Linked DNA regions of Mus musculus: regions 2 and 3 are each linked to region 1. The links are chromatin loops, found by intact Hi-C in ENCODE. Cell type or tissue: left cerebral cortex. All regions are shown on one strand.

Region 1 (8,000 bases):
CAGGGCCACTCCATCAAGGATGGCAAAGGCTCCACCAGAGAGCAGGCAGTTAGAGTTTCTGACGGGGTCTTCTCAGTGTTGAGAAATTTCCCTGAAAGCACTTCTTGAAGTCTTCAGCTAGAAAAACAGCAGCCCAAAGCATGCCTTGTTATAGGGCCTGAAACTCCCAGGACAGGAACAGAATGATAAGCTACCAGAGGTCACTTTGAGTTCCCAGGGCACAACGGGTAGTACTTTTACCCCCTTTCCTCAGCTCCTTATCTCCCATCCCACACAACTCATGCCCATGCCTGTCTTGGTCGTATGTCCTCAGCATGTAGACTCAGGTTAGACTTTATCTATGTAGACCACCTGAGATGGCTCCTATTCCATTCTTCTACCTTCTGGGAGGTGCCAGACTTGTGGGGGAGGAGGCCTGAGTCTTACTCAGGCAGGTTTTTCTGATAGCAGGTAGGCCCAGGATCAGAGAGGAAGGTTCCCCGTGGCTTCCGTGTAATGATTTTGGTGGTATACTAAGTTAGAATTTGAACTTGCTGATGTCAAGGAAGAGAGTGCTCTTTACAGTTCCCTCCTCATTTAAAAATATAAGGATGAAAGCCATTGCTAAGTCAGGTCTGCTGTGATATCGGAAGGCAACCCTGGCCGTCAGAAGGCAATCCAAACTGCTTAGTAAACCAATAATCGACCAACACAAAATTGCATCGAAGAGGTTGTGTGTTGTACAACTTAGAGCTTGTACTTAAATGTAATCTTGAACTTCAGTCTAACTCTAGAGCTTGCTCACCAGTGTTCGGCCAAAATCCAACTGACCACAAGGGTTGCTGCCTGTATTCTTTGGCTTTTATGCACCATGCTTGAGGTTCAGGAGGGAGCTTTGTATAAGTGTATGTTAGCAGCACTCCCTGCTTACAGAGGCAGGGAGTCTCAGATGAGATGGTCGGAAGGCCAGCTGAAACTCTCGCCATTTCCCAGCATGGGATGTGTTAGAGAGGGATAAGTCAGAATTACTCTATACTCAGTCCGACAGCAAAAATCAACAGAGTCAAGACTGAAGCTAAGGGTGGAATCTCAGGCAAGAGATAACCAGAACAGCCAATCAGAGACCTAGAATGACCCGCATCAAGCCAACACCTGTTGCAACCGTGGCAACTCTGCCATCCCAGGAAAAGCTTTGTCAGAGACAAAAATCCGGAAGAGCGATCCTTCTGAGAGTACTACTCACGAATGCACACCAACCTTCTCTGCACTGGTAGAAAAGCCAGAGCCCACCTAAGGGGCGTTTACACAGCAAAGGTTGGACAGGCTTGCACCATGCCGGGTCCTGGCACCAGAGCTCTTCGGAGACAGACTGCACAAGGCAGATACCTTCTGCCTGACATCTGCGTTCTCCAGACCCACAGTGTGCGGGAACCAGTACAGCAAATGGCTCACAAATCTCTAGCACAGCTTCTTTTGGCCCTGGCTGTTTGCATTTCTGAGCCTGCTGGCTGCAACTTTCCCACCTAAGGATATTCCTTCAGTCAGTAAGAGGAGCAAGGTGGGTGGGTGTGCTCATGGAGCGGTGTTTGTTTGTTTTTTTGTTTTTTTGTTTTTGTTTTTGTTTTTGTTTTTTGGTTTGTTTGTTTTGGTTTTTTTTTTGTTTTGTTTTGTTTTTTTTTTTTTTTTTTTTTTTGGTTTTTGTTTTCCAATGAGCAGAAAGTTGCCACTGCCTTAAAAAGGGGCCCACAGCTTTGGTGTTCATTGCTGTCCTTGGGAGTTTTCTCCTAGACTCCGTGCGGAACTCTGAAATAATAAGCTGTTTAGGATCTTAAACAGAGGTCCTAAAACACCTTGTTAGCCCATTTCTTTTGAAGGGTTTTGTATTGGTTCTCCCCAAAGAGAACAAGCCTCCCATTTAAGGCAACTCTAGAGACCAAACAGAGAGCAGTAGCTTTGGGTCCCGTGAACCTCGGGTGTGTGTGTGGGTCACTATTTAGAGAAGGGACCACAGAGAGTAGAAGGAGGAGTTTGAGAGCTGACACCGGAAGGAACTGTACAAGGAGACGCTAACAGCATTAAGATGACTTCCTAGACAGAGCCAAGCCCAAGTTTCCCACCACCTGAAGACTCAGGGGATTCGAGAGTGGCTTCTTCCTGGGCACTGAGGAGAGGTGACACCCAGTCAGGAAGTAGTGACACTCACAGGGGCCTGGTGTCCAGTCCCTGGGGCCCACCTAAGAGCCTCAGGACTCCTGGGAAGCGCGGGGTCAGAAAGGGCGGGTTCGCGCGGAGGGCAACTCACTGAGGAGAAGTTGTGCGGGCCACAGAGCTCGCCCCGGTACTTGCAGGAGAGCAGCATGTCCTCCAGCTGGTGGCCCAGACGGTCCATGAAGGCAGCGCTGATGCCCTCGAAGTGGCGCGGCGGCAGGAAGAGGCGGAAGTCGGCCAGCTTGCGGAACCACTGTCTGCGCGGCTCGTCGCCCCGCAGCAGCTCGCTGACCAGCGGGCGCGCGGTGCGGTTGGGCAGCAGCAGTCCTAGCCAGTGGCCCGCGTAGTAGAGGTCCCCCTTGGAGAGGCGCGGGAAGCGCAGGGGGTTGTTGTTGCACACGGTGACAGCGGGGAACGGCAGCTGGCGGCTCCACTCGCGGTGCACTCGCGTGTGTGACGGGAAACTGAGCCAGTAGAGCAGGCGGTTCGAGGACCAGGACAACAGCAAGCCAAGGGACGTGCAGAAGGCCAGCACCCACAGCGCCCGCCGCTGGAAAGAGCCTCCCGCCGCCGTGCGCCCCGCGCACATGTGCCGCAGCCCGTGCAATTTAGTGCGACTCAGGGACGGCCGCCCCCTGCGGGCGACCCCTGGCCCCTGCAGCTCCCGATCGCCGCTCCGGTCGCCCCCGGGCTGCCTAGCTGCCGCCACCGCCGCGGGCGCCGGCTGCTCGCGGGCCATACGGAAGCGTCCCGGGCCGCTGAGCGCGGTCGCCGGCAGCCGGGCTCCGCCGCTCCGGCTCATTCATTCAGCCCGAGGCTGGCGACAGCGGCGGCGGCCCCGGCCGGGCGGAGCCGCCATGGGAGTCCGCAGCAGCAGTGGGAGCAGCAGCAGCCGCGCGCAGCTTGTGCCAGGGAAGCCTGCTCCCGACAGGAGCTCCGGTGGCGCGGCATGCCCTCCCGGCGTCGCCGCCGCCGCCTCCGCGGGCGCTCGCCCGGGACTGAGTGCCGCCTCGGCCCGCCGCCCCTAGCTCTGGCCTCTCCTAACTACCCCCCACCCCCAGGCTCTGCTGGCCCCGAGTCTTCCAGAAGGACGAGAGTCACTGGGCACTACCTCCGGAGGGGCCCCATTGGGAGCCGCCTCTCCAATCCCTGGGCTCTGTGCCCGCCGACCTATCCTGGTCCTGGACCTCGGGGGACCCTGAGATGAGTCCCCCCTGCACGGACTAACCCCAGTTTTTACGCTGATCCTGAGAGAGAGACCACTGGGCCACCATGCCTGGTTTGGCCAGTCCCGGGGACCCCACTAGTCTGGCCCTTAGCCCAGTGGTGCTGGGACATGCGAGGGAAGGCGCCAAGGAACGAGCGCCCCCAGAGGCACTCCGCGGCTCCAGGCTCGGCGGGTGGGGTGGGTGTGTACTGGGGTGAGTGGTCGCCGAGTGGCGACTTGCACCTTCCCTTTCCTCCAGGACCCTTCTTTCTCACGGCTGCCGGAGCTGCTTTCTGCTGAGACGCTCCCAGGCTTCCCCAAGTCCTGAGTCCCGCGGGGTGTCTACTGTCGTCTGGGGCGGGGGCTTCTCAAGGCGTCCTGCGGAAAGCTGCTCGCTGCTGGGCCCCTCCAAGGTTGCTGGTGCTGGGAAACTATCGCTTTTCCTCTCGGCACGGATCGTCTTTAGAAAAACCCGGCTATGCTGTTCCTTGCCTCTTATTCTCTCTGGGAGACGGGAGCTGGGAACTGCGGAGCCCAAGCAACACCTCCTGAGGCTGATCCGGACTCGCTGCTCATCGAAGCTCGCAGCTCCGGTGGGCCCGTCTCCTCTCAAGACTCCAAGTCCACGATGGCGGTGACAGTGGCGGCGGCTGCTCTCCTCTCTCGGTAGCCCGGCCCTCCTCGGGCCCCGGGCGAACTTGGGCAGCAGCCGCGCGAGGCTGGCGCGGCTGGCGCTGCTGGGCTCTGAGCACCTGCTACTGCGCTCGCTGGCCCCGCGGCTCCGGGCGGGCGGGGCGGCGGCGGCCGAGGCGAGCGCTGTGCGCTCCTGGAGACGCGGTTCTGACGCTCCCGGCTCCTCCTTGCTGCATTTTAATTCCTGGCCACTGTGGCCGCTGCACACCAAGCGGGAAGCCTCTTGTTGAAGTTGCAGGGGATGTTGGGGCGGGGGGGGGGGGTTGGGGGCAGCACAGATGTGGTCGGTTGTACCGGCTTGTGGAAGAGATGGAGAGTAGTAAGAATGCTGTGTTTATGTGCAAGCCGTGTGCAAAGAAATGTGAAGGGATGCCTGGGCGTGTGAAATGGGCTGGAGAGAGATGGGACTGTGCAGCGTGGGCACTTGAGCAAGTGTGAGTGCGGTGTCGTGCAGGGGTGTGTGTAGGATGTGAACTGTTTATATGTGAACCGGCGTTTGTGCCAAGTCTTCAATTCGTGAAGCTGCCTGTGGGTTGATGTGCTGCGGCTGCTGGATGTGTCATAAGTAGACGAGTGCCTGTGATGGGCTGTATGTTCTATGTGTGCACATCCTTGGCTGTGGGTATGAATGAGTATAGTTTCCGATTTGCATGTGTATGAATTTCTTTTAGGAAGGGCTATGTGACCAGTTACTGGGAAAACTTACAGGACTTGTGGCAGGATGGACTCAAGGGGACAGCTCCTCTCTTCTGCCTCTAGAAATTTATCAAGTGCCCCAACCCCTTTCTCTGGAGGTGTTAAGCCAGGCAAAAGTAGCTCTCCCTGGATGTGAAGAGAAGGGAGAGTAAGAAAGGGGATGTCGTCCCAAGTCAAGAGACTCCACAAAGCACCCAAGGCTTTCAATAACTCCTGGACATTTTAAACTTTTGATACTGCCTTTTAAATATTCTGCTTAAACTTTCGGTCGGGGTGGGGGGACTGAATGTGGTTTCTAGATACAACTGGCTCCATTTTCTAAGTGATGTGAGGGAGGCTAAAGCTTGCCCAAAAGGGCACAGTTGGGCAGTGGTTAGCTGGGTTCAAGGCTCAGATCACAAAGCCCTGACAGTTTTTACTGTCTCAGAGGGTCTTGTGGTTTTCAGCCTCTGGATCAGGGCTGGGGTCCTGCTGTTTTGTTTTGTTTGTTTTGTTTGAGACAGGGTTTCTCTGTATAGCCCTGGCTGTCCTGGAACTCACTTTGTAGACCAGGCTGGCCTCTGGGGTCCTGCTCTTATGGCTGCCTTGGCATGCAGGGTTCACAAAAGAACTCTACACATACTTTCTAAACATCACTGAGACAGGCAGCCCTCCGAGTTCCTTACCTTTGGGATAAAAGAATTTCCAGACATTTCTGAGAGTAGATGGAATGGATGAAGGACCCAAAGCACAAGAAGACAGACACCCCAGTTAGTGGAGTATCAGAATTCTGGGACAGGAAACTGGAGGACGAAAGACTTGGGAACAAAGGTGAATTCACAGCTTTTGTGGGATTTAGGAAGATTTGTGAAATGACCAGGAGGTTTCTATGAAGGATGCAGAGGACTAGAGTGGATATTCTATTCCCACTGGCCTGGGGGCTTTCTTTCCATGAAGCAACTCCTTGTATCTAAACACTGGAGAAGATGGTCTCTGAGCCCCTCATCTCCCATTCATACACCACACATATGCACTCAGCACACATGTCCATGTACCCAAGCACACACTATATATACACATGCCCTACCAGGTTCACACAACTGCACAAATACATTTGACACATAATACAAAATTTGACACATTTGAACATACATACAAACATACATGCTGCAATCTTGCATGTGCATTCAATGCATACTGTATATTGTGTGTATATATACACACAGTATATAAATATACACAACCATACAACCATATATTACCCACAATGAATTCATTCACAATCATGTATATATACACACGATGCACACGTATTATGTATATGGATGTCCGTGCTCACTCTCTAGGGCACAGCTACACATACCTGAAGACCTCCACCTCTTCCTCCTCCTCTTTTTCCTCTTCTTCCTCTTCCTCCCCCTTCTTCCTCTCCTCCTCCTTCTTCTGTTTTTCAAGACAGTGTTTTTCTGTGTAGCTTTGGCTGTCCTGAAACTTGCACTGTAGACCAGGCTGGCCTCAAACTCAGAGATCTACTTGCCTCTGCCGCTAGAGTGCTGAGATGAAAGTTGTGTGCCACCACTACCTTGCTCATATTCCTGGAGAAGAAACTGTTGCTGCTGAGCAATGCTGAGATTCAGCTGTGGATTTGGTTTCCCTGAAAGCACCTGTCAGTTGTTGGCTTTGGCAGGAAGTTCTGAAGGTGCCAGTGTACTGTACTCCCAACAAAAACCTCCTATTCTAATAATTCTGGCTTAGACCGAGGATCCCTGCCTGGGAATTCAGGGACCTCTTCTAGCCAAGGTGGTAGCCTAGAGGCCTGGAAGCAGCTACTGTTAAAGGAGCTAAAACAAGCATGTGACATCTCCCAGCATCCTTACTCTGGAGTGGAACTATGCTCTGTTTTGTCAGAAGTCATTCTGGTTGATTCTGCGGTTATAGGCTTTTCTTTCCTGGCTGTATACTTCTTGAGGTATACACATGCCAGTGAGGGCTGATCAATTGTCACCGTTACCCCGTCTTTCCCTGTCCATTCTCCATATGGAGCAGGTACAAGCGAGTAGGGAGATCCTGCTTTGGCCTCCATGGATCTTGGCAAAGAAACAGAGAATGTGACTCCAAGCAAAGACTACTGTCTCTCTGGTGACCACATGTTTCAGCCTGCCCCCTAGGCTGACTGAGATGCCCTGCCCTCTTCAGTCAGCCCAGCAAAATTCTCCTTCCAAATCCCATTGCCTCCTAAGGGATGATTCCCTCGGTTCTTGCTGATGATTGGTCTTTCGCTACGATCCCAATACAATCACGCCTTGTGCTGATGTCACAGTGATAGTTCTAGCCATAGCACAGTGTCCTTGTGTGTGTCCAAGTCTTTCTTGAGGGCTCTGAGCCTTTTGAGGACAGAAATTACATCTCATTCATATTTATGTTCCTGCCTCTCATCTCACTGTCCAGGCACATTGATGACACACAGTAATACAGGAAAAGAGGGGAAAGAAAATGATATGCCTACAAAAATATATTGCATGCCAAGCATAGAATAAGACATATTTTGCTTTATTTCCATCTCTAACCCTTTAGGGAAGGAATTTTGCTGAACTAACAGCTTGGAGCAGAATCAAAGTGAGTTCTAAGTCTTCCCAGTGTCTAGGTTTTCTCTCCTATGTGTTGCCTATTTTTTTGGTTATTTGAGACAGGGTTTCTATGTATAGCTCTGGCTGTTCTGGAACTCACTTTGTAGACCAGGCTGGCCTCGAACTCAGAAATGCACCTGTCTCTGCCTCCCGAGTGCTGGGATTAAAGGCATGCACCACCACTCCTGGCTGTGTTGCCTCTTTAAATAGCATTATAATAGATATCACTGCCACCCCCGCCATTACAATTATTATCTCCACCGTTGTCATTATCATCATCACCATCATTCTTCCTTCCTAATCCATAGGGAAGATTCCAAATGCTTTACACTGAAGTAAGTTTGATAAGTGTTCTAAGTGTTTAATCCATCTAGAAAAATATTCTTTTATTTACTTCAAAGAGACCACAGAAAGCTTAAGTTATTTCCTTGAAGTCATACAGCTAAGAAGAAGAAGAAGAAGAAGAAGAAGAAGAAGAAGAAGAAGAAGAAGGAGGAGGAGGAGGAGGAGGAGGAGGAGGAAGAGGAGGAGGAAGAGGAAGAGGAGGAGGAAGAGGAGGAGGAGAAGGAGGAGGAGGAAGAGGAGGAGGAGGAGAAGAAGTAGGAGGAAGA
Region 2 (8,000 bases), 93 kb before region 1:
AGACATGCCTTCCCAGAACCCAAGTTCTGATCACAGACCACATTCCACATCACTGGGTTTTCTGATTTGAATCTTCACTGTCTTCTATAAGCTTATGCTTTGAGTACTTATTCCTCAACTGATGGCACAACTTTGGGAGGCTGTGGAACTTGAAGAGGCAGAGTCTAACTGGAGGAGACACATCCTTAGAGGCATGTCTTTGAAGGTTATGGCTGCCCCTGTTTCCTTCTCTGCCTTCCACTCCAGCACCATGTGAACAGCCTCTGCCCCACAGTCTTGCTGCCCTGAGCGGGGATGTTCCACTGTGCCTCCCCTGCTAGGATGGACTGAAATCATGAGCCAAAATAAAAGACCCTTTCTCCTCTGAATTGTTTCTGTTACGTATTTTGTTAGAGCGACACAAAAGCGGCTCATACACTGCGGCTCTGGATCTTTGTCCAAAGACCCCAAGTCAGCCTCCAGGATCACGATGGTAGACTTCCATCTTCTGTAAAGGAGAAAGACCACGGCATTGGCATATGAAGCCCCTTTCTCAAAGAGTGGCCAATCGTATTGGGGTGCTGGAGGTTGGATGTGTGAACTGGGGAGCTCACATGTATGTCGAAGAAGCCTCACAGAACTTGGCTGAGTAACCATAGCCAGGAACCATACCCTTCCTGGTTTCCAGTTTTGAAATGTAAATTAATTAATTAATTAATTAATTAAAAATAAATTAAAAAATCTCAAGTTACAGCCAGGTACTGAAGTGCTTGTAAAGGTGTATTGGCCAACTGGAACGACAGACATTTTATTTAAAAATCTGTTGGCTGTTTTCAGAACATGGAAACATTTATACATGTATTATATAAGCTTCTACGTACACCTTTGCCCCCGGCCCACAGGTCGTAAGGCATGGTAGGCCCTGATAAAAGTGCTTAACCATTTGATTCAGGGTTTCCTCATTTGTAAGGTTAGAGATAATGTCAGAACTAAGTTTACACAGCTCTTGAGCGGGCCACAGAGCTGACACATACACACTGGCCTTATGCCCAGTGTGTAGTGAGCATTCAGTAAAAGCTTCAGGTATTATAACTTGTCCATCATCCAGACATGAGATTGTTCTGTGTTCAGTGGGTACTCCAGTGAAATGGCTTGACTTTGTCAGTTGTCACGACACTTGGCACATGGTCACTGAACTAGGTGGCTTGACCGCAACATGAATTGGCATCTTGTCACCTTCAACTGCCAGTATCAGCCTATGTGGTGCTCCAGCCTGGGGGGACCCTTTCTATATTCTCCTGGGAGATCTGTACCCTAGGGACATAGGACCATCACCTGCATGGCTACAGTCAATCAACGAGATGCATGTACCAAGCTGTTTACAGATCACTGTGACCCAGGCCTCCTTAAATGTCACTAGCTCTGCTGGGGCAAGATGTGTGGGAAGCTGACACACATAACCCCTGTCTTGAGAGTAAATAAATAAGTTTTATGCAGGCTTAGGCATCATGCTATGAAGTGTCTTGCTTGGAAACTTGGCTCTTGATAACAAGCCAGTGGGAAGGCCAACTCTCTCAATTTAACTTCACTATCATTAAATAGCCTTCCGTGGTTCTTGATACGCTTATTTTATTTTTCTGGCCCCATGCCAGTTAAAAGTAGGCTAAATGATAACTCTGTTAACGAACACTTCAGCTAATTTTGTGGCAGAGACTGCAGGGGAGGGAGCAGGTGGGACCGTCCTCACACTGTGGGCTCATAACCATTTCGAGCATCAAACATTTATTAAGGGCCAGTAATAAAAGCCCCCATGATAGTGTAATGGCTCATTCTAAATGCTTCCTGCTAATAAAATGAGCATTGATTCAAAAGGCAGTATTTAAATTCGATCCACAGCATGTCAAGGAAAGGCCAAGTGTGGCTGGAGTGTGAGAAGCGTTTAGCCTATTCATTTAACCATCCAAGGTCTGGCAAATTGTGTGACAGGAAATGCTTCACTGGGGAGGCACTTACAGACCCAGCTTCAATGCCTAGCTCCCTGCGTTAGGTCTTGCTAACGCTGAACTTGGGGTACAACTCTCTGAGCCTGTTGCACTGGTTCCTTAAAATACAGATATTGTAGTGGTTGGCTTTAGTTGTCAACTTGATACAGTCTAGAATCACCTAGGGAGATGGTCTCAATCAGGGATTGTCTATATTGGGTTGGCTTATGGGCCGGTCTGCAGAGAATTGTCTTAATGAAGTTAACTGAGGTGGAAAGACCCACCGGTGGGTGGGTCTTAATGCAGGCAGCACCTTGTCATGGGCTGGGCTCTGAGCTGTTAAAGAGAGGAAAAGCTAGCTCAGCATAAGCAGGCAGGTGTGAGAGCATGCGCCCATCTCTCTCTGTTCTTGACTGTGGTTGTGATGTGGCCTGCTATCCCATGCTCCTGCTGTTGTGACCCACCCTGACCCCCCAGTAATGGACCGTAACCTAGAATTGTAAGCTGAAATAGTGCCCTCTTTTCCCCTAGATTGTTTTTGGCCAGTGTATTGTATCCCACAACAAACACTAACTAGGACCACTGGTCATACCTCTCCCATTAAGTGGCTTGCAGAGTTAAAGCAATATGGAATCCACATGCTTAAGATTCCTTACTACCTCCTATGACCCCAAATGTGGCTTCACTCTTGACAAATACTTGATTAGCTTCAGGGAAGTGACTGTGCCATGGACAAATGAAGGACTCAAAACCTATAGGCTCCTGATGATTGTTGAAGCTGTTTGGCATAGGAGCGCCTTGATCCCACCTCCAACTCGGAAACGCCTCTCATGGTCCAGCCAGTGAGTCTGACGATGGCGTTTACACATTTACACATGTACAGTCTTTCAGTTGTACTTGGGACAAAGCCAAATCCCACATGATTATATCCAAGGCCTGTCTCTTACTACCATGCACCCCTCCCCCTCTCACAGACCTTGTGGGCCAGCTGTATACTCTGTTCTGTCTCCTCCCCTCACACACTTCATCCCCTCTTCCTGAGCAACGCTCTCCACCCTGAGGGGTGGCTGAAGGACCCTCTTCAGAGAGCCCTGAGCTTCCCTCTACCAGCCACGGCCATGTGTCCCTGCAGCCCTCTCTCTTGGAGCTGGAGATGCACCTCATTTCTGTGTGTCTAGGCACGGACTCCACATGTTTCTCTGAGTGGGTCGACTCGGCTCTCACTCCTAGAGGCTCTTGTCCTGTCCTAGAGATTTAAAAAGAACCTATCTGCTGAGAACTCACAAGTAAATCTGGCTTGGTCCACCTCCTCAATCTGATCGTGCCGACACTCAGCTGCCCACTTGCATATCCACTCGGATGTCCATGCCTGTCCTAAACTGGGCTCTTCACAGTTCTTCCCAAACAGTCTCCTCCTCCGCCCTTCCCATCTTAGCAGATGGGAACTTTATTTTTCTGCTTCTCAGACCAAGAGGTCTTGTCGTCACCCTCCTCACTTTCTTTAACCTGAATATCCCCATGGCTGTAATTCTGTTAGCTCTGGTTCCAGACACACTCAGCATCTGACTCTTCCCATCACCTCATTCTTGCCTAGATTAGCATCTAAGGGAGACCTCCTTGTCTGCTTCCACCCTCCTGGTCTGTAATAGCAGCTGTTAAAAGGACTGGGATTAAACCTTATATTTTTAGATGAGTTGCACAGGCACAATGCCTATCTAAGGGTAACATCTAAGAACATACAACCCAGTATTGTGTCCACAGTGACACTGCAAGAGGATGCTGTTTCTCTGCTCAAGACTCTCCACTTACTTCCCAGCCCATGCACAGGAAGGCCAAGTTTCCGGAGTGATAAGACCCTGTATGATCTGGTTTCATCTGCCTGCCAAGTTCATTTCCACTGTTTGTTAGACATCCCAGGTGAGCTCCCACCTCAGGTCCTCTGCTGTCCTGTCCGCTGGGAACACTCCTTCCCTCCTGCCACATGGCTCTTTCTTTTTGTAGGGACTTTTTCTAGCCTCATCTTAATTCTTAACTTCTCAATACATATCACTCTCCCCTGACTTATTGATCATTGTCCTACATAATTCATAATTTATTTATCGCATCTATCTTCTGTCATTTCCAAGCTGTGAGGGTGTTGACTTGGGGATCTCTGTCTATCCATCTACATCAGCATACGATACACAGTGTCCCTTAATCAAAGTATTCCCAATGAATAAATGAATAACATCTTCAAGGAAGACATTAACCCCAGGAGCTCAGTTGGAACCAGTAGTCTCCAGTGTTGGGTACGAAACAGTCTTCCTCCACATCATTAGTAATCGTACAGTGGTAGAGATCTTTACATTTTGATGAAGAATTCAAGTTATATTTCCTTATATTGGCACAAATTTTTTATATTGATTCAGGTTTAAGGTTTTCATTGGTATAAATCTTTGTATGTTGATGCAAAATATAAGATTAACTTTGCTACTCTTAGGTAGGCATTGTGTCTATGCAACTCATTTAAACATACAAGGTTTGATATCAGTCCTTTTAATAGTTGCTGTTACAAGCTGTTTAGTATAATTAAATAATGCAAGTTAATAGTCAGTCAATCAAACTCATAGTCAAGTTAGATATTAGTCTGGATTATCACAAATACACATCCTGAATAGTATAGTATAGATAGCTGGAGACAGGCATTCTTTGCTTGTTCAGGTATGCTATGAGTAGATAGATGGACTTCCAACATGTCAGAGATCCCCAGAATATGACATTTAAAAATCATTTCATTATTAAAAGATCTTTTGACTATGAGCTAGTTCTGCTCCTAACTGCTCCCATTTTACTTCAAAGATGATGAGCATCAGCACCTCCCTGACTGAGGAAAAAGCAAGTGTCCATCATTGGTTTCTCTTACTCCAGGCATAGCCATGTCCCTCAAGGGTGGGCAATATATTCTGCCTTTATTGTGGTGACTTCCCTATCCCTTGGACATCCAGAGCAGACCTAGAACTGAACTCCCACAGGTACAGGCTGAGTACTCTAGGGTCAGATCTTAGCCCAGACAGTTTGCTATCCTTTTCTCAGATGTGTGGGGACAGGCAACACTCTGGCTTAATTTCCTTAGGATCCAAGATCTAAATGAGGTCAGGGTTACTCACTTACTTACTTCAGCCTTAAGAGAGCCACACCCCTCTCTTAAGGGGATGTGTGGGAGAGCCTCACAGGGAAGCGTTTAGCACATACCTTGCCTCGAGTCAACCTAGTGCTTAGTTAACATTAGACTTGTGAGCCCTATCTCTGTATTCTAAAGGGTAAAACAGAGGTTTCCTTCTCTCTGAGGCTTGGTTTTGTTCTAAAGTCTTCCTAATGTCTGCTTTTCCAACTCTGAAACCATCAAAATCCTGTAAGAGACCCAGCTTGTTGCTTTTCTGCTTAGGCTTTACCTGAGTCTCCTGGCTTCAGCTCTGCCCACTGTGATTTTATTAGCTGTGGGTTCAGCCCTGGTCAGGCTGCTCAGTCAATAAAGGCCAGCCTGGTAGTATCTGTAGGAGCTCTCCGTGCCATCTGGGAAGTGTGCAAAGACCACCCTGGCCACTCTGGGGGTCAGGAGAGTTTACCTGCTGTCAACTCCTATTGTGTCCATTGTCCATCATCCATTCATCCTCCTGTTGACTAGACCCCAGTCTCTTCTCCCTGGTTGTGCACCAAGTCTTCAAGTGATGGAGACTCCATTTGGACCCACAGTTATTACCAATCAACAGATTGCTTGCTTACTTGGTTTAGAGACAAGCACATGCTCCAAGACAGGCCAATTACAGCTCATTTTTAGTGTGTGTGTGTGTGTGTGTGTGTGTGTGTGTGTGTGCGCGCGTGCGCGCGCGTACTGTTGGAGAATAAGCTTTCCTTCCTATTGGATATGCAGCAGCAAGAATACCCAGCTGGGAAGTTCTAGCAGCCACAGAGATGAGATGGTGACTCAGTTGAAACCAGATGGCAAGACAGCAGCCTTACCCAGGTGAGAGCATTTGATCCTGGACTGAGCCAAGCCTGGACACTAAATGGCTTACTGGGACAAACTGTGTAGCTATGTGGTCTGATCAGGTCTTTAGGTTACTTACGTGAGTATGACACGTTTTTCTCACTAGTAGTCTGAAGGCACAGAGCCTTAGCCACTAACTCCTCACTACAGAAATCCATCTGCTCTGATCCCTTCTCTCTAGGACAGTGGTTCGCAACCTTCCTAATGATGTGACCCTTTAGCACAGTCCCTCGTGTAGTGGTGACTCATAACCACAAAATTATTTCCTTGACACTTCATAGCTAATTTTCCTACTGCTGTCAATCATGTTATGCGGGATATTTGATATTCAATTCTTATAAAAGGGTTCTTTGATGTCACAAATGGGGTGTGACCCACAGGTTGAGAACCCTGCTCTAGGGCCTGCTCTAGGGCCTGCTGTTTCCTTAGTTAGGTGGTAGTACTTAATCTTCATTTAAGTAGTAGTTATCAATTCGTTTCCAGCATGGAAAATAAGCTTGGTTCCAGGGAGCAGACGATCTGACCTTGACTGTTCAGTCTTCAAAGCCTGCCCCCAGGTGTCACTGGCATCACCCTATCCTGGGAGCAGAAAAACTAGCAAGCTCCTGACCTGAGCTCTACAGAAATCCCAATAACCAGGATTCTCGACTCCCCATGTGGGGAGCAGTGGTTCTGAAGGACGCTCTTTGGGAAATAGTTGGGGTCGGGAGAAAATGTTTCTACATTTATAAAGTTAACAATGTCTTGTACATTTTGTTCCTATTTTCGAGAAGGTTTATTTATTCGAGGTGCTAATGATCACTTCCACAAAGAGAAATGTTCTGCCTATCGGAATTTAGTGTTTTCAAATGTCCCTGATGATGGAGCAGGTTTCTTTTGTCTGTTTTTGGCTGAGGTTGTAATAACTTGAATGTTGGGAAACCCTTAGCTAGAATCCATATCATCTTCTAGTCCTGGCAGCGTGCACACCCAACCTTTGCTTGATGGAGACCTGCTTCTGTTCTGGTTTTGTCTGGATTGTTTCACTCTGGCCCCCTTTACCACCAGAGTTCCCTGTGTGCCTCAGGGCTGAGGACATGCAGCTGTGCTGTTTCTTGGCACACAGTTCCCCAGTGATGGTATCAGGAGACAATTAGGTTGGGTTGACAGCATCCATCCTTCTTGGGGCCTTGTGGACTCCCTGACATCCTGCTCTGGGACCACAGCAGGGACTGGACAGTAAGAGTATCTCTAGCTCCATAGAAAATAGTGATGGATGTTTCATGCTTAGGGTCAGCACAGGAAAAGATTCTGGGGGATAAAGCCTGTAATGAAACCCACCAGGACCATAAAAAGTACAGTATGGCCAGGGAGTAGGGACTCTGGGACTCTCAGGCAAGGTGACTTTGGGGATCTTTGATTTAATATTTACTCTCAGAACAGCAGCATCGTACTTCTTGGGAAACAGAAACACTTATGAAGTTTCGCTTGCTAAATCCTTGACTCGTTGCAGGAGGAGGTATAAGGAGTCTTTGGTTCAAGGTTGGAGGAAGGGGAGTGACCCTTTTTTGACTACCTACTGTGTGCCAGGTCCTGAGCTGTTCTGTGCCTAGTATCCTTCTTAGTTTCCACACAATCCAGGGAGGTAACTGGTATGCACTTCAATAGGGAGGAAGCCAAGAGCAGGAGCATGGGCAGCCTTCCCTTGGACAGAGACACTGGGATCTGAGCCAAGGTCTTCCAGCACCTTGACCCTGCCTGGGCAGGGACTTCACAGAGCGCAGTCTCAGGCCAGGTTGGCTCTGCCTCTTAAGTCACATTGGGCAAGCACTGTCTTTTTCCTTTCTATCCCCTAATAATCTCTCTGCTTGGGTCCAACGCAACACAGAACAGAATTCCTAGGCTTTAATTTCTTTGACACAGAGATGGGATCTGGGGGAAAGAAAACAGCTAGATGCAGGGTGGAGTTCCTGGGCTAACTGCATACCCCCAGCATGGTCAGTCTCTTGCAAACTGACCCTAAAGGACTTCGT
Region 3 (8,000 bases), 210 kb after region 1:
GGGGTGGTCAGAGATGATCCAGGATCCAGGGTCCTCGGGGGAAATTACCCAAGAAATTGGATCACTTCACGGAGGCAAACAGCAGTTTTGTGGCTAGCAGATGCCTTGAGCACAGCCTCCTGGTCATAAGCATTCAGGTCGCTGGCCTGTGTTCTGTCACCTTTACTACAGCTGTTGCAACCACTGCCTGCCAGTGTCTCCCTTCTTCTTCCACCTCCACCACTTTCTCCTCCTCCATTACCACTCCATGCCCTCCTTCTCCACCGTCTCTTTCTCTTCTTCTTTTCCTTTCTTTTCTCCCTTTTCTCGTCCTCCTCTCCTCCCACTTCCCTGTTTCCAGATCTTCCATCACTGCCCCTAGAAGCAGTGAGCAGTTCGGGGAGGATAGAAGTCACCAGGACACTTTTCAGAAAGGACATCTGACTGATCTCAGTTCTAACCCTTGCTTAGCCACCAACATGGTCTGTACGTTTGAGAACGCCACAAGCCTTTCCTGCCTCTCAGTTTCTTCCTCGGTTAAGCAGAGTTAATCCCTAAAGACAGGACTCCACACTCCAGGATGAGGATGCACATTGGGACTGAATTTACAGCAGACCCACTTCACTGATCGATGAATTCAAAGAACTTGGGATAAAAAAGATAACATTACAGAGATGCCAGCGACAGCCCCGTGACCTCATCCCTTCTCCTATCTTCATCACCAGAAAAGGGGCAGTTACAGAACTAGGGAGGACGTTTTGTGCAGCCCCTCAGCCTTGGGATAATTTCTGATGTGCTGGGCAACCAAGGAAACCAGAAAAATAATGGTGAGCACTTGCATTAGCTAAGCACTGGGCTCTGCCAGCCATTGCTGCATTTCTAAGATTTCAGAATTGCTTTCTCAAAGCATTCTCATAGCAATAGTCAACACTTTCTGTTCTCCTGGGCATGCTTGTCTGGCACTACCCATGCCTTTTAGCTGGGATCTAAACAGTCCTAACCGAATACCAGGAGGCTGCTTTCCCCTACCTGGACACTGCTGTTGATTCAGCCTTGAACTTTGTTAGTGCTATTTTGAACGCAGGCATTGCTTCCTGCTCCTAGTGACAGCTGGGCTCCTGTCCAGCTCCTCTGCCACTCCCCCTAGATGTTTCCTTATCATTACTGCAAATCAGCTCTCCTCATCCTGTCCTTGTGATTGATTTCTGGGCTCACTGTGTAGAACTTGACATTTATCTCTGCTAAATTTCATCTTGTTGGTTCAGGTCCATTGTTCCTAGCTGTCACGAGAGCTTGAATCTACCATATTAGCCTTCTTCACCAGCTTTGTGTGGGGGCCTGGAGGCGGAGGGTGGAGTTAGCGATGCCAGAGCAGGGGTGGGTGGGTGTTGCTGCCATCAGGTTCTGTTTGGGGAGGATGAGATATAGAGGAAGTGACTGACCAAGGGCTGTTAATACGGCATATTTAATAGATGCTGACAGTTTGGACAGTCATTTTGATGTGGAGGTAGGGCATAACTGCAGTGAGCCTACATAGGTATAATCTGAGATTTGTGTGGGTTCAGGCATCAAGAATAGATCCCAGCCATAGGCTGAGAAGGAGCCAGCTCTCCAAAGAAAGTAACCAGTTCTCTAAAGGAGGAATGTAGTGGGGGTCTCGGAGACTTCTAACAAAGATTCCTCCCTCCTTCCTCTGTCTCACCCAATAAGGTACCAAGACATTCTGGTTCCATCAACCATCTTGCAGTGCAATTTTCCATACCTTTGTAGGTGTTTTCTCCAACTTAAGCTGACAGATCCCCTTGCACACGTAATCCAGTTTCATATGATATTCAGGTCTGTTCACATTCTAATCTGCCTATATCCTACTTAAACCCTTCATGTTCATTGTTGTTCATACAAATTATATATCTCTCTGTGTATTACAAAGATAGCCCCAGGGATCTGGCTTCTGCTTCCTCCACTTCCTTCTTGGATAAGGGCTGAAGCTCCATCCATGCAGATCACTCAGCTTTCCAATACCCTGATGTCTCTGTGCAGGGATGTACACTCTGTTCTCCCTCATCTGTAAGCTCTTGTTACTTTGAATGGCCAAGCCCAGGGTAAGAAAAGAACTCTTGGAGAACAATGTCTAGATCTACAACTGCTCTAATCCTGAGGCTAGTGGCCATGATAGCCAATGGTTTGTTAGCTTGCGCTTCTCTTTTAGATTGAATATTTGTTTGCCCCTTCACTAGACTTCTAGCATCTTAGAAAAGGCACTCCCCCGTCCCACTTATCTCTTTATGAAATAAGTGCTAAAAAAGTTCTTGATGAAATGGAAATAAACATGAGGTCTGGAGTCGATCTAGAGTATCAGATCTACAGATACAGGGTACAGAAGAGGCTGGACAAAGAACTAAGTCAGTAGTAGATGTATGTGTAAGAGAGAGAGAGACAGAGAGACAGAGAGAGACAGAGAGACACAGAGAGAGACAGAGAGACACAGAGAGACACAGAGAGACAGAGAGAGAAACAGAAACTCCTCCTAAAAACCTGTCTCAGACATCAATCAATCAATCAATACATATGAATCCAATCCTCTTAGTCGACACTAATTATGTATGTGCATACACAAAATCTAGTTGTGTCATATACAAACACAACTAATTGAGCTATATAGAAAAAATTAGGCTTTGGGGCTAATTTACCAGGTTTGTCCCTGCCATTTGATAGTCACCTGCTCATTGATTTCTCCAGCCTTCAATTTTCTCAGGTGTAAAATGGAGATATTGATCTTCATCTCTGAGATAATGTAGATATAGGAAAAACACCTCACCCATTGCCTCCCACACAGCAGATACTCAATAACTAATACGAGCTTGGTTATGGTCACCATTTACAGAGGAAACGCATGCTCAGAACACCATCTGAGAAGAGGATGGGCTTCTTGGAGAAAGTCCTATCATCATTAGGAAGATAGCTCAGTGGTTAAAGGTGTTTATTGGTCTTGCAGAGGGCCCAGGTTCAGTCTCCAGCACATCAGGTGGCTAACAGCCACCTGTAATTATGGTTCTGCGGAAATCCAGTGCCCTCTGCTGGCCTCTGTGGGTAGTACACTCATGTGCATAAACACTTAGACCCAAACACACATACATGCAAAAAGTAAAATAAAATAAAAATAAACTATCTAAGAGTTTTAGCAAGTGAAAGTTGGAGACCACTTAATGGCCAGATGATTGAGTACATGTCCTGTCATCTTCACTGAGACTAAGAGACTTGGGACTCTTCTCCTCGGGAGACTGGAGTCACTGCATCTCCATCCTTATCACAGTGCCTGTACTAGTCCGTCAAACTGGCTGCTTTAGCCACGCTGCTTCTGGACAGGTGGGTAGGATATCCACTTAGCCCCCTTTAGCTGCTCTGTGAGTGTCTGCACTGCATTGCAAGTGAGGCTCCACGAATCCCGTGCTGAGACAGAGGTGGGCAGCTTACCCTTATCACCACTCTGGGGCTCTCCACGCCAGGGAAGGGACCACTCTCTTCTCTTGGGTTTGCACCTCCAAGGTGGATATTTTCCTATTTAACTGAGTTGCAACTTCTTTCGACTTGGAGGTTTTCCTCCTTTTGTGCTAGGTGGTTCAACAAACATTTCTATCATGAACACAGGTAATAAATATTTTAAATTCATGGTCTCTTTCAGATACTATGTGTCTCTTTTTCTTCCTTTTGTAGTTTTGAAAATAAATATAAAAGCCTTTTTTTTGTAGTCCAAGATTATACAAAAGCAAACCATGGTCTAGACAGGTCCCCAACAAGAAAAACATCATTTGATGACCATTCTTAGCAGAATTTATTGAATTAACACTCTTAGAAATAGACTCATCCCCACCCTCCTCCCTAAGGCCCTCTTTTTCTCCTTCATCCCTCTGCTTTCCACTGCTGCCTATCCTGCCTTCCTCCATCTTCTCTTCCTCCTTTCTCTTCTTTCCCCTCCTCCTTCTTCATGTTCTTCCCTCCCTTTCTCTCTTCCTCCACCCTTCCCCCTTTCTCCTTCATTTGCAGAGCAGTTTTGAATCTTGTGTGCTGGTGCATGGTGGCCCAGGGATGGAAAGACAAGTGAAGGAAGAGTCCTTTCTGGCAAGGAGCCCCTAGGGTCTGTGATGGTCATGATACCATAGCAGATGACAAAGTACACTAACAGGACTGTGACCTGCTTGACAATGTGTGGCAGGAGTGTGGTGTGACAGCATCTCAGGGCTGACAGTGGCAACCAGGTTCTGGAAGCCTGGACAAGGGAGAAAAGAATGTTTGCCTGCCATTGGGGTACAGTCTGAGGAGGTAGTCTGGAAAATGGACTTCAAGCAAAACATTACATAGGCATGAATGCCAAGCAGGAGAGACCGCCAAGCAAAGGGGAATGGTGAGAAGGGCTCTTGAGAAGTTATAGGATGTTCAGAGCCCTCCTAGTGTGGGTGGAGGGGATGAGAGGAAGATGAGAAAACAGTCTATCTCTATAGTTCATTGATATCTCTGCTCCCACACTAGTAGGGAAGTCTTTGGGTCTGCCTTTTGAAGCTCCCAAGCTTTCCTTTCTAGTTGGTCACATTAGCAGTAGGAATGTTGGGAGGAACATACAAGATAGTGAATGTCTGCTGCTGAGCTCAATGCCCAACTCAGAGAAAGAGTTCCATAAAAGCCAACTGATTCCACCAAGAGAGTAGAGAAAGCTCATATGGAAGAAGGGCGGTAAGGGTGGCTGGCGCTGTGTCATTTTGGACTTCAAGCACAAAGGCCTTGTAAAGGTTTTAAATGAGAGCATCATATTTTATTTGTCACGGGTTCAAAACCTTCTTCTAACTTGGACTCTGGTAGTATCCATCTAAGGGGCAGGTTGCATGATGCCCATTGCACAGAGAAGTAAGGGATGCCTAGAGACTACGAACAACTTCTTCCCTAAGGTCAACAGGTTCATAAGCATCAGGACCCACACCTTGGTCTCTAGGACTCCAGTCTCAGAATCCTTCCCTCCCGTGCACTTTACTAACCTACCAACAGACAGGCATGCCAGTCTAGCCCCAGGTCCAATTAGCAGACAAATCAGAACTGGCTGATGGGCTCTGTGCCTGCTGCAGACATGTTTATCATTCATCAGAGAGGGTAAGTGCCTTGGCAGGCTGCAGAGTCAGCCCCCCACAGAGAGAAGAGTTAAGGTGATGCTCCCTGGGGGCTGATTCTGGGGACTGTGCAACACAGATTGTCAGAGATGTGCTTACGGACAGAGGATTTTAGCAACTCACCAAAAGCTGGATATAGCCCTCACCCTGGGAGCTCTCCACAAGCTAAAAGAACTGGGGAGGACAAGGCTGGCCTGGGCGTGGCAGCACGGGACCTGCCCAGCCTTGTCATCCTGTAAGGGAAATGCATATCCCGTTTTATTTCCTAGGTTTCATGCTCCTTCCATATAAAAGAAGGAGTCTGGGGACGTTTAAAGAAATAGCAGGTATTCTTGCAGCCAGGTTATGGGAAAGTTCGCGTCCTTTCTCTTCAAATGGGCATCTCACGGTGGTAAAGTTACAGAACTGTAAAGAGAACAATAGCCAGGGAGTCCTCGCCTGGACTCTGTCCCTAACATTCCATGTGTCCTCAGGTTGTTAGCTGTACCTCTGAACTTTGAGGGTTTTGTTTGTTTATTTGTTTGTTGTTTTTTTCCCCCATGTTGGGTTGGCTATAGCAGGGGTCCCTTATTGAAGAGCCACAGACAGAAATTGACTGGTAGAAATTTGTGTCCCTGACAGACTTGTTTTACTTTCTTTTTAAGATCTCTCTCTCCCCACCCCTCTCTCTGCATGTGTGTGTGTGTGTGTGTGTGTGTGTGTGTGTGTGTGTGTGTGTGTGTGTGTGCAAATGCCACAGACACCAGAAAAAATGTACCAGATCCTCCTCCAAAGCTGGAGCTACAGGTGATTGTGAGCTGCAGGTGCTGGAAACCAAACTCAGACCTCTTGTAAGAATGACAAGCACTCTTAGCCTCTTAGCTACTGAGCCATCTTCTATGGCTCCCAAGACTTATTTTTCTAATTGGTTTCTACTTCTTTTAAAGAGAGCAATATTCAACAGCTGGAAGATTTCATGTACAGTTCTGGATCCCCAAAAGTGCTTGAAAAAGGAATAGGCTTAGTGACTGTAAGCATCCATCCACCTAGAACCTGGTTGGAACCTGGTAGGTAGGCAGCTAGTGCCCACACTGCCATGGTCACAGAGCACGCTCCACCCATCCATACCACCTCCTCCTGGAAGCATCTGGGTGGGGTGTAATACCTACAGAAGACCTTAGCATGCATTCTCTGTCTTTGAACATCTATGTATTACTCTATTCACCTCAGTCTGTCCCAAGGATCATAGACTTCACTGTGGGCCATGAGCTATGAACTTCAACATCTGGAAGTGTAAGCATTCTGCATTGCCTTAAATTGTCTTGCCCAGGATTTTGAGTCAATGACAAGGATCTGACTGGCATAGAAAGCTGCATTATGCTACTGGAGCCCAGGCCTAAGTTTCAAGCTGCCCGGGGCTGCCTTCATTTTCTGAGTTTGTCCTTCAAATATCCCACCACCTTTTCTATCAGCTCTTTAGGGTTTAACCCGCTGGGACAGCTCCATGCACTCACTGACTGACATTCTGAGAGGGTAACTGTCATAAATAGAGTCTCGTTGACAGCTGTCAGTGCCAACAGGCAGCCTCAGCCCCTAATGTACAGGTTGGAAACCCAGGCCCCAGGAAGAGAAAGTGACTTTGAGATAAATGTGGTGAATTTAGTTTCAGAACTGAATGCCCTGTAGTCCGGTCTAGCGCTCTGTGTGTGTGACCAAACTGACTTCTCAGTCAGGTCTACAAAGGCATAGGCTACATCTCATAGACACGGGGGTTTAGCTAGGCTTGGCAACAAGACTGTGGAGGTGTACGGAAGTAAAGGTGCTGGCATGGAGGGCGCCGAGAATGAATGCAGAGGACTCATTCTTTTCTATGGCATTAATTTTAGATTTCATTTTCATTAAGTCGCATCCCCTGTGCTGTTGCTAATTTAATTTATAGTTCTTTATCTAATTTCTGCAGCTGAGTATGGAGTGCAATTGTCTTCAGCTTTTTCCCCAAGATAGGAAAAGCATGGAAGGCTAGTGAGCATCCTCCAAGCACAGCATTAGCTGCCCCCCAGCCCCCCCCCCCCCGCAGGCTCCCATTTTTCTGGGTAATAGGCGAACTCTTTTTGTATTTCTTTGAATGGAGGATTATTTAGGAAAAGCCTTTCTTAATTCCAAAGTAGTTAAGATTTACATTTTCCCAACTTATTTCCAAGACGAAGTAACTATCAATATTGCTGCCTGGGAGACAGGATGAAGAAGCTCAAAGAAGAAGATGAGCATCAACAGAACAACTTCTGGGACCCAGGAGATGGCTGCACGGGTAAGGTGCCTGACCTGCAAGCCCAAGAGCCTGAGCTCTATTCGCTGAACCTGCATAAGAAGCAGGGCACAGTGGTGCATGCTTTTAATCCTGTGCCGAAAGGTGGGAGCAAGAGGGTCCTAAGCTGTCAACTAGATGAGTCAGTGCCATCCAGATGCTAGCAACAGCCTTGTCTCAAAAACAAAAGTGGACACAAACACAAAGGTGAAAGTTGATTGAAACAACACTCAAGGGTCACCTTTGACTTGAGTATACACTGCACACTCGAGAACAAGCACACTCAAACACAATAAGTAAGATAGAGAAATGCTAACCCCAGCTAAACTGGGCATTTTCATCCTCTTTCCATAGCTTTGGAGCTGTAGGATGATGAGGAAGTTGGTGAGCAGAGCCCCAGGGTATTTTCTACTGAGCATGCATTCTGCTTGCTACGATCTGAGTCCCTTCCTTATGAGACTATCTGAAACCAGTGCTCTCCTCTCCAGGAGAGATGGGGCCAGGCATGACCAATGCCCTGGCCAGATCCCTTTTCAGGCAATGCCTTAGGGCCCAGAACAAATGTAGGAGGAAACTAACCT

What was found. A loop is a pair of places that touch in the nucleus more often than their neighbours do. Peaks named below come from ENCODE experiments on the same cell type or tissue, not always from the same donor. Only the 100,000 strongest peaks of a DNase experiment are listed, where the experiment ranks them.
Region 2: a loop joins it to region 1, with 7 times the contacts of the local background. A loop is called at or near these places in 3 of 42 quality-filtered maps.
Region 3: a loop joins it to region 1, with 2.8 times the contacts of the local background. A loop is called at or near these places in 3 of 42 quality-filtered maps.

The regions. Positions count from the first base shown.
Region 1 is chr11:81,149,477-81,157,476 of GRCm38, forward strand. Asic2 (acid-sensing (proton-gated) ion channel 2) reads right to left here and starts at 3,427. Exons shown (of 10, transcript NM_007384.3): 1 at 2,282-3,427. The coding sequence starts at 2,989. It overlaps Gm51910 (a long non-coding RNA gene), which reads left to right. Exons shown (of 3, transcript XR_003949744.1): 3 at 1-2,257. In left cerebral cortex, CTCF peaks have their summits at 2,818 (motif pointing left), 3,564 and 4,276; DNase peaks (open chromatin) are centred at 120, 1,319, 2,755, 3,525 and 2 more places; H3K4me3 peaks cover 4,012 bases; H3K27ac peaks cover 2,257 bases.
Region 2 is chr11:81,056,496-81,064,495 of GRCm38, forward strand. The region is part of intron 1 of Asic2 (acid-sensing (proton-gated) ion channel 2); the gene reads right to left. Among named protein-coding and RNA genes, the nearest start is that of Gm51910, 75 kb to the right of the region's middle. In left cerebral cortex, no CTCF peak of the experiment used is centred here; a DNase peak (open chromatin) is centred at 3,269.
Region 3 is chr11:81,361,578-81,369,577 of GRCm38, forward strand. It overlaps a transcript of Asic2 not described here. Among named protein-coding and RNA genes, the nearest start is that of Gm42084, 110 kb to the left of the region's middle. In left cerebral cortex, a CTCF peak has its summit at 3,062 (motif pointing left); DNase peaks (open chromatin) are centred at 1,336 and 1,521.